Linked DNA regions of Homo sapiens: region 1 is linked to region 2. A link is a contact called in ENCODE Hi-C or POLR2A ChIA-PET data. All regions are on one chromosome and are shown on one strand. Each heading gives the region's core, a stretch centred on a gene start or an enhancer-like site at or near the end of the contact. The rest is flanking DNA. Distances are from core to core; before and after follow the strand shown. Region 1 overlaps HECW2 (HECT, C2 and WW domain containing E3 ubiquitin protein ligase 2). Region 2 overlaps HECW2 (HECT, C2 and WW domain containing E3 ubiquitin protein ligase 2).

Region 1 (4,361 bases), core at 1,048-3,547, 96 kb after region 2:
ATATTTTCTTGGCACAAGTTTACTCAGATGCAGTCTCACAAAGCATTTCTGCAATTATTTTAAAAACAAGTTCCACTGTTAAATCTGTGTTCAGATTAGTTTTGCACGTATTACTCTAAGAGTAGCAAAATCACAACTGTCTCCTCTTTGGCCTTTCCTTGGGTTGGGAGTCAATGGGACTGCCATAAGTAGAGCAGAGTGGTTAAAAACCCAAGCTCAGAAGTCAGATTCCTAAGTTTAAATTCAGGCCCTACCATGTCATCTTTTTGTCATCTTGGCTAAATCACTTTAATTCCCATTGCCTAGGGCTGAAATAGCATATATACTGCACCACCACCCCCATACACACACAATTTCATACAATGTGCTTTTATTTATGAAAAGAAACACGGAAATGATAAAGAAGAAGCCACCACAAATGGTTACCTACAGAGAGAATAAGTGTTCAGAGTGGAGATACCAGGGATAAAATATAAAACTACTCTTAAAACACCTTCTTGTATAGCTTTCCCCATTGGCCCAATTAGAATATTTTCAAAACCCTGCAATTCATTAGAACACATGAAAATAAAATGTTTAAACACGAGTTCATAGCAATATTAAAATATATGTAGCCCCTAAATAAAATAAAAGTAAAACTCATTAGTCACAATTGACAATAACTAGGGCACCAATGCCCACATATTCTGAAAACTGTCATTGAAAATTAAAGAATTAAGCATCATTTTGCTTTTCCAGAATGAACAGTATTTCAAAGGTACTAACAAGCCATGAGGAGAAGTGCTTTTTACATAAGAATTCCAGGAAATAAGTACAGAAGAAATAAGATAATTACAAAATTCATAATTTTTCAATGCATAAGAAAATAATATATTTGAAAACATTAGACAAAAAAATCAATGAGAAACATTCTAACGAAGACATTACGCTGCCACAACTTGAACCCACTAATCAATCTTAGCATCACGAAGAATGGGGCAGTCAGACTCTTGTGTAACTTTTGATGGAATGCAACATGAAGTACACAGCACCACCAAAGAAGCATCCTTGGGGAAAAACATTAACTTGATGATATTCAAGACCCTTTTGGTTAACCTCCAATTTATAAGAAATAAGGGAGTCAGTGGAACAAGTTAAAAGACAATACCAGTGAGCAAAAAAAAAAACAAATCCTGAATGTGAGACATTCTCAAGGACAACAGATACAGTTGTCACTGGCACTGTGAAAAATGAAAGGAAAAAATGATAGTGAAAAGAGTCAGATAAAACTAATGCACTCTAAATAAGTCTATTTTTATTTACAGTTCAAAAACAGGCAAAACTAACCTACAATCAAGCCTTAAGGAGGCTGTGATTGGGAGTATGAGAAGGACTTTTGAGGTGCTGAGAATACTCTATGTCCTGATCTGGGTGGCAGTTATACAGGTCTACACATACGTAAATGTTCATTACACAGTACACTTAAGATTATGGCAACTTGGCTGGGCGTGGTGGCTCATGCCTGTAATCCCAGCACTTTGGGAGGTCGAGGCGGGTGGATCACGAGGTCAGGAGATCGAAACCATCCTGGCTAACATGGTGAAACCCCGTCTCTACTAAAAATACAAAAAATTAGCCAGGCGTGGTGGCGGGCGCCTGTAGTCCCAGCTACTCAGGAGGCTGAGGCAGGAGGATGGCATGAACCCGGGAGGCAGAGCTTGCAGTGAGCTGAGATCACACCACTGCACTCCAGCCTGGGCGACAGAGCAATACTCCGTCTCAAAAAAAAAAAAAAAAAAACAAAAAGATTATGGCACCTTAAGGACTTTCCTAAATATGTGCAATTCCTCAATAAAACAATAAAAGAGACATAATTAGCCTATGGTGTTTGAAGTCAGGACAATGGTTACCTTTAAGGAAGAGTGTTACTGAGAAGATGCAAGAGCCATAAATTTATGATGATTTTACTTCTCTGCATGTATGCTATTCTCCAGCAAAAAAAAAAAAAAAAGGATGAGGGGAGAAGGTACTGCTCTACATTAAAGGTGACATAATAAATAAATTGTTAACTGGATTTTGCTTAAATCAATTATTTTTGAGAAACAGTGAAATTTTAATATTAGATAATTCTTGTGTATAATATTAAGCATAATAAAGACATTTTGCTTATTTAAGAAAATATCCCTATTAGAAGTTCATAGGGGTGAAGCAGTTGTCCTGTGTGGCTATTTAAGTCCCTGCTCAGTTCACTCAGTGGTTGGATAACAAATGCACAAAGATTTGCTTAAATGCACTCAATCAGTAAGTCCCCCAGCCTTTGCTGATGGGCTGTGTGTGTTTGATGGAACACTCCTTCAGTACTCTAAGCAGTTTATAGCTCTGCCTTAACTTTTACTTCCTGCTTGCACAGAGCCTGAAGGTCAGGCACAGAAGAAAATAAGGTCTCTCCTGGGTATGCACACAGCCCTTTGTATGCATTTGGCTTTCCCAATTCCCAGGAATATATTTGAGCTTTTCAAAGCCTGCTATGCACATCTCTTTCTCTATATTGTCCTTTTCCGTTTTTTTCTGTTAGTCCCTTATGTGCCCCAAGTGGTATTGCCACCTCAGGTAAGTGCAGTGTTAAACAACTGTCATTGGTTGTTTTTGAAAAGTGTTCTGGTGATAGGGTTGTTTGCACCAAAGAAGCTATGAGCCAGGTTAACGAAAGTCCTGCAAATGGGGCTTTTCCAGAGAGCTGCCAGACATGTCAGGTAGTGACAATTCTCTAACAGGGATGAGGTTTTTGGGGAAGCTCCAAACCCATTCTGCTGCCGTTAGTGGCTCGTAAGGTGTGTTTGTTTTCATGACTACCATGGTTGCAGAGCTTCTGGTTTTCAGTTATTGCAGAGCTGGGGAGACAGGAATGATAAAAGGCAAGTCATAATAAAATGTTACACAGCCAAAGCCTACTGTGCTGAGTTCAACCTGTTTCTTGAATAAATGCTCCTCATGTACTTGAAAGCTTTTGGCTGATTTCCAGAGTTCTAAAAAAGTTGACTTTTGCAATTTTCTCCAGTGTTTTCATTGCTTTTTTGGGGAGCAGAATGTGGTGGTGGGGGTTCTCACTCTACCATTCCCGAAGTGCTTCTCCTCACAATCATCCCTTGAAGATTAGATTGGGGTAAGAAAACCCCTGACCTAAGCCCCGTAGGAAAACCCTACCCGGCTTCTCAGCTGCCATTTACAATAAGCACAGTTGCTTAAAGCATGATGCTCTTTAGAAAGTCTAAAGTCCCTTAAGACACTGTTCTGTGACCATGAACCTCACCAATCACCCCACATGGTTCTCACGTCACTGAGTCTAAGGATCAGTTCAGCACAAAGTCATCCCTCCTACTAGAAAAATGATTAAATTCAGCATGTCCTACTAACCATGTGGACTATGATAGTAGCTTCTATGAAGGTTTTATCTTCATTTCATAATGCTTTGGTGCCTTAGCTGTTAATAAGTTGTAAATCAGTATAGAAAAATAAAGTAAAATCAATGTCCATATAAAATTCTACCCAAAATCAACCAACAGTGAAATTTTCAAGCAGGTCACTGGTTTCTCATAGCGTCAGGATTATAAAGAAGCAGGTTCCAGTCTATTAATAGCCAGAAAATGTTCCTTATATTATAATAAATAAAAGTAGACGAAAAGTTCTGGGAAGTCAGGAAGCAGACATTTGCCTCCTACCAGGAGGGCAAGAGTTTCCCAGAAATCAGACCCAGCTGAGGTTATAAGGGTCATTAGTAAGGCAACATCCCCATGATAAGGTTCTCTGTGGACCATGACTAGAAGTCTAGTGTGATATAAAGAAGACAGCTTTCCTAAACTGCCAGATTTCCTGCAGAAATCTACTGCAGGACACAGCTGACATTAGTCTTTAACTAGTTTAAACTGAAATAAAATTAAACGTAATATTAAGCAAGACAAAACACTAATGTGATTTAAATATATACATATATGTATGATTATTCATTACAGCACTATTTGTTTGTAATAGAGAAAACTGGAGACAATTTAAATGTCCACTACTTAACCCATCAAATATACCAGTTAATAAATTATGTTACATCTCAACAATAAAAGTGTGCACATATATAAGAATGGGACTCTTTCTATGTTCTGACCTGGAAAAATCTGAACAATATATAAGTGAAACAAAGTGTAGAATAGTGCATATATTTTGCTATTTTTTATATTAAAAGAGGTGAAAATTTCTACATAGTTGTATTTGCTTATTGATATACATGTATGTATATGTGTGTGTGTATATACATATAGTATGTGTGTGTGTGTGTATATATATATATATATACATGTGTGGAATATATATCCATCCATATATGTATAAAA
Region 2 (4,917 bases), core at 2,416-4,915:
TGTCCACTATTTCTGCCACTACTCAAAATGTCATAAAATAGCAATTAAACTATTTTGCACCAATGGATGTGGCTAATACCTATTTTTAAATAATACATATTAGAACCAAACCCATATCCTCTGTATGTAAATGGAGAGTAACAAGCTTTTATTACTAACACAATCCTATTAACCATCTTGTTTAAGGGAAAAATACAAAGAGCATAAATTAGAATGGCCTATTTACCTAATTTCTTAGGAATGTTTTGAAGGGATGGGTGGTCATTAACGGTACAATGATGCACTTGTAATTATAAAGACAAATGGGTGTCTACATGTAGGTCAACTATGATTTGTATGTAGTGTCATAGCCTAATGTGATGTTAAGAGGCTTGTCTAAAATCCATTCTCAAAAGAACTATACTGCAAAAGCCTTGCAGTAGTGACTGTATCTTAGTCACTCTGTTATCCCCAATAGCTTTTAGGGCTGTGCCTGGGAGAAAGGGTGCTCAGATAAAAACAAATTGGCAAAAACTTGAATTTCCAACCAAAATACAAGGAGACAACTAACAATTAACTAACCAAGTGCTAAAAAGCATGTTCTTGGGCCAGGCGCGATGGCTCACACCTGTAATCCCAGCACTTTGGAAGGCTGAGGTAGGTGGATCGCTTGAGCTCAGAAGTTCAAGGCCAGCCTGGGCAACATGGCAAAACCCTGTCTCTACAAAATATTCAAAAATTATCCGGGCATGTGGTGGCAGACACCTGTAGTCCCAGCTACTTGGGAGGCTGAAGTGAGAGGATCATTTGAGCCTGGGAGGTGGTGATTGCAGTGAGCCAAGATTGCACCACTGCACTCCAGCCTGGGTAGGTGACAGAGTGAGACCCCGTCTCAAAAAAAAAAAAAAAAAAAAAAAAAAGCGTGTTCTTTTACCGAAATACTTAAGATTTGGGGGAAAAAAATGAGGGAAGCTAAAGACCCTAAAACCACAAACAGAAGATTTTAAAAATCCCATTGTAAATGTACCAGTTTAAAAATTGAGAAGTGGGAGGCAACATAATGATTAAATGCTTTGAATTTGGAAAAAGACAAGCCTGGTTCTGAGCTCTAGTTTGCTACTCACTAGCAATGTCACCTTGGGCAAATTAGTTAAAATTTTTAAACCTCAGTTTCTTTTCCTGTTAAATGGGGATCATAACTACATTAAAGGAAGGTTAACTGAGATAGTTCATATGAATTTTTGAGCATGCTGCCTGTGACACGTCAAATATGAGGTCCTATTATTTTCACAAATAATAGTTTTCTTTTCTGAAACAGTTTCCTAAGGATCACAGTGTTTCTTGCTAAAGCCCATACACAAGGCTCAAAAAAAGGAGGACCAGTGAAAACTGTGTTTGTTAACAGGCTCCTTGTAAGTATGTGTGGCCGAGACTAAGTTCTGACCAGTAAGATGTAAAACATAGTACTTCTGGGAAATCTGATAAGGGACAGATGATCCTTCGTTCTGTCCTTCACCCATCCTACCCTCTGAAACACAAATTTAATAGTGGAGCTCCAGTAGCCATACTGAACCATGGTGATTGTTGAGGAAAAGAGTCAAACTCTGTAAAATATTTGAAGAGATTTATTCTGAGCCAAGCATGAGTGGCCAATGGCTTGTGACACAGCCCTCAAGAGATCCTGAGAATGTCTACCCAAGGTGGACTTGGTTTTATACATTTTAGAGAGGGCTAAGACACCAAAAACACATGCAAGATATATGTTAGTTCAGTCTGGAAAGGCGAGACAACTGGAAGCAGGGGTGGGGGCGGTTCTAGGTCATAGGGAGATTCAAAGATTTTCTGTTTGGCAATTGGTTATTATCTAAAGATCTGGAATCAATAGAAAGGAATGTCTGGGTTATGATAACGATTGTGGAGACCAAGGTTTTATCATGCAGATGAAGCCTCCAGGTAGCAGGCTTCAGAGAGAATAGACTGTAAATATTTCTTATCAGACTCAAAGGCTCTGTTCTATCAGTCTTAAGGTCTCTGTGTTGGTGTTAATGCTGGTCAGCTGCAAGGCATATCCAACCCCCCACTTTCCATCATGGCCTGAACTAGCTTTTTTAGGTTAACTTTGGAATGTCCTTGGCTGAGAGGAGGGGTCCATTCAGACGGTTGAGGGGTTTAGAATTTTATTTTTGGTTTACAAAATGAAGGATGGCTGAGCAAAAAGTTGGAAGGAGCGGCTAGGTGTGGTGGCTCACACCTGTAATCCCAGCACTTTGGGAGGCCAAGGCAGGCGGATCATGAGGTCAGGAGAGGGAGACCGTCCTGGCTAACATGATGAAACCTCGTCTCTACTAAAAATATACAAAAAGTTAGCTGGGCGTGGTGGCAGGCACCTGTAGTCCCAGCTACTCGGGAGGCTGAGGTAGGAGAATGGCGTGAACCCGGGAGGCAGAGGTTGCAGTCAGCAGAGATCACACCACTGCACTCCAGCCTGGGTGACAGAGCAAGACTCCATCTCAAAAAAAAAAAAAAAAAAAAAAAGTTGGAAGGAGATGGGGGCTCTTGCAACATGATGAACTCCCTGGTCAACCCTAGACTGCCTACCTCTCAACTTCTTTATGTGAGAGAATACACTTTTTTTTTTTTTTTTGAGATGGAGTCTTGCTCTGTTGCCCAGGCTGGAGTGCAGTGGCACAATCTTGGCTCCCTGCAACCTCTGCCTCCCAGGTTCAAGTGACTCTCCTGCCTCCACCTCCCAAGTAGCTGGAATTACAGGCACGCACCACCACGCTACCACACCTAATTTTTTGTATTTTTAATAGAGACGGGGTTTCATCACGTTGGCCAGGCTGGTGTTGAACTCCTGACCTCAGGTGATCCACCTGCTTTGGCCTCTCAAAGTGTCGGAATTACAGGCGTAAGCCACCATGCCTGGTGAGAATACAGTCTTGTATGTTAAAACGTATATGGGTTTTCCACTACAATACAGTCAAATCAAATCCCACTGGAAACAGTGAAGTTTCCACACTGCAGAGGAAAGACAGTCTCTCTAAAAGTAAAATCAGAAACCACCATTATATGTAGGGATTTTCCCTATTTGGTGAATAATGATATATCTATCATTCACCTTTAATACAGCCAGAATACAATTCCCAATTTAAGTGAAATGTACAGTTGGAACTTACCAAGCTGGGATTTGAACCCATGTTTCTGTCTGACCCCAAAGCCCAATGAGCAATATCTTTTTCCCCACCTCTCTGCTTTTCATACATCATCTCCTTTTTTCCATTCTGCTTTCTGCCTACCATCTTTTCCTTTTTATGTTCTTCCCACTCCCCTCACACCTTATATCATACTTTATTTTAGGAAAACATTTCATTATGTATTGAATGAGGCTGACGGTAACAGCCACTCACAGTGCTTGGCCTCACCAGTTTCAACACTGCAAAGTTTCAAGTGGAAAGACTGCTACTGATCCCAGACAGCATGCTCTACATACTGCGTCCAATTCTCATCGCTAATCTGTTGGAAGGATGGCCATGGGTGGAGAATAGGTCCTATTTGTATCCCACAAGGGGCTCTATTTCAGAGTCAAATGGAATGTGTATATTGTTTACACATGTTTTTTACATCTGCCAAGTACTTAGGGGAAAAGTCTCAATTAAGACCTCCATCAAAGCCACACAGCTAGGGCACTGACTGAATATAGCACTTCTAAGGAGCAATCCCTTGGTGTGAGTTTTGGCTCTGCTCTGGGCCCACTGTGTGACCTTGGACAGGTTTCCTTAGTGCTTTGCTTTATTCACATAAAGGAAATTACTCAGGTCACAGCTGAATTGTGAAAAATAGATTCTACTTTAAAATGAAGAGAAGAGCATGCAAAGTCCAAGCATGCCATTTCTATTTGTGACACACATATCAATTATGTCAGGAAAATGGATCACTTTCCCACAGGAAATGCTACCTAGTTCAAGCCAGCAATGAAGCTGACCTAGTACATTTGGATCACTTTATGTCACAGTTTTTGAATAGCCTGCAATTATTTATGTAAGTATCTATCACATATTAATAAATGCTGTCTAGAGTAGAGTATGTCGAGAATGCAGGCATGAAAAAAGAAAAATATGGAAAAATAGATCCTTTTCACATTGGCTACTAGCAAAGCAAATTTTGAACAATATTGATTCCCTAATGCTAAGTTTCATTAAGGAAATTCACTCAAGCTTTACAGTGCTGGGCCAACTAACAACTCAAAAACTGAAAGGAATGCAAATACACAAACTCGAATCTCATTTTTAAAAACATCTACCCTTTCACTGCTTCAGGGCATAGTCAGAGTCAGGAAATATGGGCTAGTTGGAGCCAAGTGGTATTTTAGTGAAGCCAAACAAAATACATTTCTTTCTTTACACAATTCTTTCTTTTTTCTTTTTTTAAAAAAACTTCTATTATTTTAAGAAAAGAAAAAGCCATCACTATTTATGAAGAAATACCAACCTCAGGCTCAACAAATCTAAGTTAAAGAAGTTTGAAATCGTTTCCAGTTACTATTTTGCCACTAAGGAATACATATTAAAAGGCTATATAAACAAAATAAAACAAAAAGTGCTTGTAACTATGCTACAGAACGCTACAGAAAGACAGAACATCCGATCTTCCATTTTTCTTTCTGTAAAGAGTTATGTAAACAGTGAAAGGACAATAATTGATAAGCCAGAAGCACTATGTATTGTATCTGCTGTAAATTCTGGTGTCTTAGCCTACAAAGTCTTGGAAGTGCTCAAAAAAAGGCTCATTGTAATCTACTTTCATTTTTTAAAGATTGTATTTACTTACCCATTCTCTTCCTTCCAAATTATAACTCTCTTCTCAGCTCCTGGCTCCTTCCCCCAAGATTCCCCCAGTTATAAGGAATAAACATGCTATTATTTTCTTTATGTCTTA

The links. Hi-C counts contacts between places; a loop is a spot of excess contacts on that map. ChIA-PET counts read pairs that join two places held with the same protein, here RNA polymerase II (POLR2A). Pooled maps may share reads with other maps.
Region 1: a loop to region 2 is called in a map with no recorded cell type, with 2.7 times the contacts of the local background. The contact joins two enhancer-like sites. A Hi-C loop is called at or near these places in 1 of 168 maps with a recorded cell type or tissue (GM12878), 11 of 37 single-sample maps with no recorded cell type and 10 of 50 pooled maps. POLR2A ChIA-PET finds 5 or more read pairs at or near these places in 3 of 52 experiments (GM10248, GM12878 and OCI-LY7).

What each region holds. Positions count from the first base shown.
Region 1 is chr2:196,377,925-196,382,285 of GRCh38, forward strand. All of the region lies in intron 2 of HECW2 (HECT, C2 and WW domain containing E3 ubiquitin protein ligase 2), which reads right to left. Among named protein-coding and RNA genes, the nearest start is that of HECW2-AS1, 120 kb to the left of the region's middle. RefSeq lists an enhancer at 2,471-2,610. Within about 2 kb of position 2,298, at least 2 of the 41 ENCODE cell types and tissues checked have a DNase peak (open chromatin) inside an H3K27ac peak, as active enhancers do.
Region 2 is chr2:196,280,771-196,285,687 of GRCh38, forward strand. All of the region lies in intron 14 of HECW2 (HECT, C2 and WW domain containing E3 ubiquitin protein ligase 2), which reads right to left. Among named protein-coding and RNA genes, the nearest start is that of HECW2-AS1, 23 kb to the left of the region's middle. Within about 2 kb of position 3,666, at least 2 of the 41 ENCODE cell types and tissues checked have a DNase peak (open chromatin) inside an H3K27ac peak, as active enhancers do.